Linked DNA regions of Homo sapiens: region 2 is linked to region 1. The links are chromatin loops, found by intact Hi-C in ENCODE. Cell type or tissue: endothelial cell of umbilical vein. All regions are shown on one strand. Links, peaks and the distances in the headings refer to the core of each region. The heading gives the core; the rest is flanking DNA. Region 1 overlaps LOC101929532 (a long non-coding RNA gene). Region 2 overlaps TBR1 (T-box brain transcription factor 1).

Evidence for each region. A loop is a pair of places that touch in the nucleus more often than their neighbours do. Peaks named below come from ENCODE experiments on the same cell type or tissue, not always from the same donor. Only the 100,000 strongest peaks of a DNase experiment are listed, where the experiment ranks them.
Region 2: it touches region 1 in a loop (4-fold over the local background); 5 of 110 quality-filtered maps call a loop at or near these places.

The regions. Positions count from the first base shown.
Region 1 is chr2:162,122,519-162,125,430 of GRCh38, forward strand. All of the region lies in intron 1 of LOC101929532 (a long non-coding RNA gene), which reads left to right. Among named protein-coding and RNA genes, the nearest start is that of GCG, 28 kb to the right of the region's middle. In endothelial cell of umbilical vein, for the core only: a CTCF peak has its summit at 1,480 (motif pointing left); a DNase peak (open chromatin) is centred at 1,483.
Region 2 is chr2:161,425,686-161,428,597 of GRCh38, forward strand. It overlaps TBR1 (T-box brain transcription factor 1), which reads left to right. Exons shown (of 6, transcript NM_006593.4): 6 at 1-185. Among named protein-coding and RNA genes, the nearest start is that of TBR1, 11 kb to the left of the region's middle. In endothelial cell of umbilical vein, for the core only: a CTCF peak has its summit at 1,222 (motif pointing right); no DNase peak of the experiment used is centred there; H3K27me3 peaks cover 2,270 bases.

The DNA of each region.
Region 1 (2,912 bases), core at 106-2,605:
ATAAAAAGTATTATTTATGTTAACTTGTAATGGAACTATTCTTTTAACTTAAATCAATAAAATGAATATTTAGGACTTTCTGTTTAATTTTGGATATGTTAAATGTTAATCGATATAGCCTGGATAAACAAAAGTCCTTTGGGGATAGCCAATTTTTAAGAGGGGCCTGGAGACCAGAAAGTTTGAGAAGCTCTGATTTTTGTCACTTACTAGAAGGCGAAGACTGGGAAGCCTGAGAGGTTGGACATATCGAGAGAAGTGGAGGTGAAGGGTCCTGCATAAACACTTCTAACCACTGTGACCTGCAACATGTTATAATATCAACTCCCTGAGGCTCTAGCAGGGGACATGCACAGGTCATAAAGTTTCTCTCCTAGCTATGGAAGTTCTCCTTACTTTGAATATCACTAGATGTATTTATTGAATTAGTAATTGTTATGAAAAATTGAGCAATAAATCAATCTGTATAAGAAAATGGTATATCTTTGAAATTTCCATAAAGCTCAACTGTTTTAAAGGCTTAGAAGTTTGCCTTTCTTTTTTGATTATGAAAGTAATACATGTCAGTATAGAAAATGTAAAAAATTCTGAAAAGCATTAAGTGACTAGGAGTTAGTTATAATTTTACCTCTCAGAGAGAATAAGTTAGCTTACTACCCGTTTTCTTCTGTCTCTATTTTTTAAACAAATATGTTACCATGCTGTATATATCATTTGAAATCATTATGTTTAATGGAGCAAAATATCCCATTTGAATTATATAATAATAAATTTAGCCAATCTACCTATAGTTAGTTAGATGTGAAAATATCCCCTCCATTTTTTTCATCTTTTATAATGTATGTTTGAATATGCTTCTCTCTATATCTCTATATATTACTTTATTCTGCACATGCACACACACACACACACACACACACACACACGCCAAAAACTATGTATATGCAGTTGTCTACATCACTGTTTCAAAGCATTCATTTTGCTGAAGGAAATAAATACTGCAAAGTTGGAACTTCCTTCCAAATTGACTTATATCTATTGTTATTGCTATTTTTAAATTTATTAGCAATTCCAATACAAGTGCCATTGTAGAATTTTTTTAAAAAAACTGATTAAATAAACCTAAATTTCATTTGGATAAATTAATGGATAAAAAATATTTTGAAAACAAAAACATAATTGAAGATGAATACTGGTGACAGCAGGTTTTAGAAGGTATTGTAAAACAAAAATAATTAAAACAGCGTGGTTTTATAGTAAGGATTGACAGATAAAGGAAAGAAATTCCTAGGAAATATTGTCTAGCACACTTAAAAATTTAGTATATGGTTAAAGGCAGTATCACAAATAAGTAGTGACACTAATGAATGTTCAATAACCAGTGCGAAAATATCATTAACTCTGTGGAAAGCAATAAACAAAAACAAAAACGCAAATCCCATTTAAGTTATTGAGATAATTAGAATAAAAGATGTATGGTGCCATCTAGTGGTTAAACGTGTAATTGCATACATACTGTTCTATGTAGAGTCTAATGGCAGAAATTTAAACCTGATGGAGAATTGAAGGGAGGTAAATTATTCATTAATAAAAAGGTTTACATCTCACACTTCAGCACTAATTTAAGAAAATATTTTTAAATACTGACTGTTTCCGAGAATATTATAAACGGTAGCCTATATAGTGATCCTGCATGAACATACAAGAAATTGCAGTTCCAGACATTCACATAAACAAGCATGCCAACCTGTCAGACTTTTTTTTAGTAACACAATGAAACAAAAGAACAATTTGAGTAAAAGCATGCTGATTGGAAATTCATACATGAGAGCAGAGCCTGCCAGCAGTTATAGTTTTGAATAAAGAACACCAGGGGAGCAACCTGTCCTCTGGCCCATGGGGACTAATGGAGAGCCAGAGCTTGCCCTGGGCCAGTGGCCAGTGCAGTTGGGTAGTTCTTGGTCTCAGTGGAGACTGCACATCTCCCAACTGGCCTCAGGCACAAGCTATACACACGCAGCCATCTCCACACTGGGTCTGTGCCTCCAGTCTTCCCATCCATCAGTCCATGGAGGCTGCTGCAAGGATGCGTGGCTAATCTAGAAAGCAGCCCTGCCTTCCATCTCTGGGAACGCACTCTCCTTCCCATTCAGTGGCTGCAGCAGCAGCTGCCCCGTTGGAATGCACAGAGCTTCCTGGCCCCAGCTCCTTGGTCCAGAGATGAGCTCCTAGACTAAAGCTGGGCCTATACGTCTTCTTCCTTGGAATTTTGAATTTGGAAACAAGAGAATTGGGCCAGTCTGTCTCTGGATTGTCAAGACTGGGAGCTTAAAATTCAGAAGCTTTGGGTGTCCATTAGTGTAAGCTGGAGAAACAGAAAGAGCAAGTGGAGAGGAAGAAGCCCAAAGAAGCAGCAGCGGGCGATGAATGAGGCAGCACCACTGTGCTCCCCCTCCCTAGCTCTGTTGCTTTGCTCTTTTTGGATGCTCAGTTACTCCTTGGATTCCTTGGATTCCCAGTATTCCTCAGATAAGCCTTTCCTTTTGCTGAAGCAAATGTAAATGTTTTTCTGTCCTCTACATTTAAAAGTGTGCTAATAAATATTTTGAAAGGACAAATCTGATCTGTATCATTCAACAGCTGCTCATTACCTGCACATCAAGTGCAAATTCTTTAGCATGGCTTTTGAGGCCTCTCATGACCTCTGAAGCCTCATCTCTGACTTGCCCTTGCTTTCTCCCTTCTCCCAGCCCCCCTCCCTCCTCCCTGTCTGTCCTCCATGCTCCAGCCACATTCCAATGCTTCTCACTTTCCACACTGCTGCATTCTACCAGCTTCTCACCACACCGTTCCCTCTCCATGAAATACTTCTCCACCACTCTTCCTCCCCCAGAAGCACTGAATCATCCTTC
Region 2 (2,912 bases), core at 210-2,709, 700 kb before region 1:
GGGTCTAAACGTGTGTATATTTTGGCTCTTCTGTAAATCTAATGTTGTGATTTTTATATTTGTTTCGTTTTGTCTGTGAACTGAATAATTTATACAAGAACACACTCCATTGAGAAACGTTTTGTTTTTTGCTCGTTTGTATCGTCTGTGTATAACAAGTAAAATAAACCTGGTAAAAACGCTAACTATGGTGTTTGAAAGCAGTTTACAGTTTGAAAATAATTTAATTATTATAGGTGATGATATTTAAGGGTTAAGGAAGACTAGCCCGTCCCCACTCCAATATGGGCAGCCTGTTTAATGGAAGCCACCTCCCATTCCCCCCTTAAATTTGTTTTATAGTACTTCCAGGAGCTACTTTTTTCTTCTTATTTATAATTATTTAGCTACCTATGAGCCAAGTCTCACTTTTCTGCGCTCATTTTCTTTTTTCAGGAAAACATATGCACTTTTCTCATCATATTTATCTGATTCTCTCTGAAGTTGGAAATAATGCGAACAGGAAAAGGAGGTTCTTTAAATAAGGAGTTAAGAATTTCTTTAAATTTCACAGAGTAAGGCGGGAGGCGTTGGCCAAAAGTAGGGTGTAATTTAAATGCATGTCAAAATAGGATGTTGACCGCAGATTTAGTAAATTCTGGTTGTACATACGAGGCCTTGGAGGTGAGTGGCGAATCTGTAAACGCAGACACAGAACAGCCTACATTTCTTGAGTGGATGGTTTCCGAAGACTGGGCAGGGGTAGGGTGGCGAAAGACACGTAGAACAAACTCGCGAAAGGGTCGTTTTTTAACCACTGAGCTTAAAACTGCTTCTGGGAGGCATCTGGGCTGGGGGTAGGGGCACTGCTCTATCCCTTCTGTAGTGGAATCTTATGCCAGTCCTATCCCTGCCAGATTCACACCTGGGGAACAAATGCAGAAATGCGAAATCCCAACCTGGAGGGCGCTGCGTCTAGTGAAGTCCGCAGAACTCTTTACCTCGTGGAGAAGCGATTTTTGTACTTTTGTCTCCAAAGAGAGGTGATCCAGGCAAGAGGCGGAAAATGGTTCCACATTCTTGCTTAGTCTGGGCCAGCCTCAGGTTACAGGACTAAATTTACCTTTACATAGACATTGTCCTGTGTCCTTTCTGCAGTTTGACAGATGTAAGGAGGCCTCAAATTTCTAATTAAAATGAAAATTCGTGGGAGGATAAAACTAACTTGCCTTCCCTGGACAATTCCGCCACTAGACGGCGTTCCGTGGAGTTTTGTCTGCCACATAAAAAAGCGAGGACTGAATTTCCTTTGTGTTTCTTTCCCCTCCTCACATCTAAGAACTAAGTAAGAGGACAAAAGTACAAGACACGGTGCATGTGTGGCGAGTGAAGTGGAGCAGTGCATTCGTGTCATCACCCACCCGACCCCGGCTGCGCTCCTCCGACCCCGCCGCCTACTCCCGCCGAGGAGGAGGAGCACGTGCGGTCGGTGGGGCGCAGGGCCGGGGAGCCAGGGGGGTGCCGGGGCTCGAGGCCGCGGGGCCGCGGGGGCCGCGCTCTGCTCTCCGCCCAGGCTGGGCCACTGGAGCGCGGGAGCCCTGGAGCCCGGCGCTGCCCGGCGCTACCCGCCGCCCTCGGGACAGTCACCGTGAGCAAAAGAGTCGGTGTCATGTGCGTAAACGAAGCTCTTAGGAGCCGAGGATAGATTTCACAGGAACGTAGTGCCTTGTTCTGAAAGACGCGCTTTGGTTGATATTAGGAAGTATTTTTAAAAAATTGGGGAGGTCGTTTCCCTTGCAGCTCCGCCACCATCTGCTGCGTGGACTGAGTCAGCGTGAGGTAAATTTGCAGCTTCGCGCTCCTCTCGGAGGCATTGTGCTGTCTTGTCCCTTTAAAACATGATCATTTCTCCTCGCTTCCAAGAAGTCTTGGGTGTCTGGTGAAATGACACTGTCAGTGCGTCTGAGAGGCTGAGGCTGTTCAAAGGAAATCAGAGGCTGGATTTGGCAGGCCCTTTGGGAATCAAAGTTCGCGTCTCCTGTTAGAAGAGAGTTGCCTTTTCTCTCCTGAGGGCAGGGGTCAGGGGATAGCCTGAGAGGAACGGCGATTCCTCTCCGTAAACTCAGATTTCCTCAGTTTTTAACAGTGTATTTTCAAAAAGAGGACGAAAGAAGAAGACGAGCGTGCGGCTAGCACTGTATTCTGGCTCGTGTCTTCCCGCCACTCGCAATCCGCGCCATCTTAACTAACTTTCAATGTCCCTCGGGGCTGAGCGTGCCGGCGGCGGGTGCTGCTCGGGCTGGGAGATGCTGCGGCCTGGGTTCTCAACCTTCCGGGTGGACGCCGCCCGTCGGGGTAGACAGAGGCGGGAACAAAGCGCGTTGCGGCGGCGGGAGGCAGGCCGGTCTTGCCCCCACAGGCTAGGCTGCAGCTTGGCCCTGGTGCACCCGAGCCCAGAGCAGCGGGGACGGGCGTCCGGGAGCTCGCCCGGGTGCGGGGTCGCTCCTGAGGCCTGGGCCGGGGCTCTACTGCTTTGCCGTCGGGCGGGCGGCGGCGCCCGGGGCTGTCACAGTTGGGGATCCAGGTCAGAGGTCCAGGCCGAGAAGCAGGCTGTGGGGCGAGACTAGAAGGAAGTCCAGGCCCAATTCAGGCCGCAGGTCCCAGCTGGGGTCCAGGCAGTTCTGAGTACCCCCGACCCCAGCATCAGTTGAAAAGGGCCGCGGCCTGGGCTCTGGCCTAAGCGCGCAGCCTCTGTCCGCTGCTCTTTCAGAGCCAGGCCCGGCAGCCGAATAGGATTTAGGACGTGGAATCCTGTTTCGGACTAGCAGAAACTTACTGAACAGTTTGTTTCAAAAATCAGGTTGTTTCTGTCTTTTTAGGACCGACTTACATCACTGGAGCTTTTAAATTGTAGTAATTTAGGGTCTATAGAT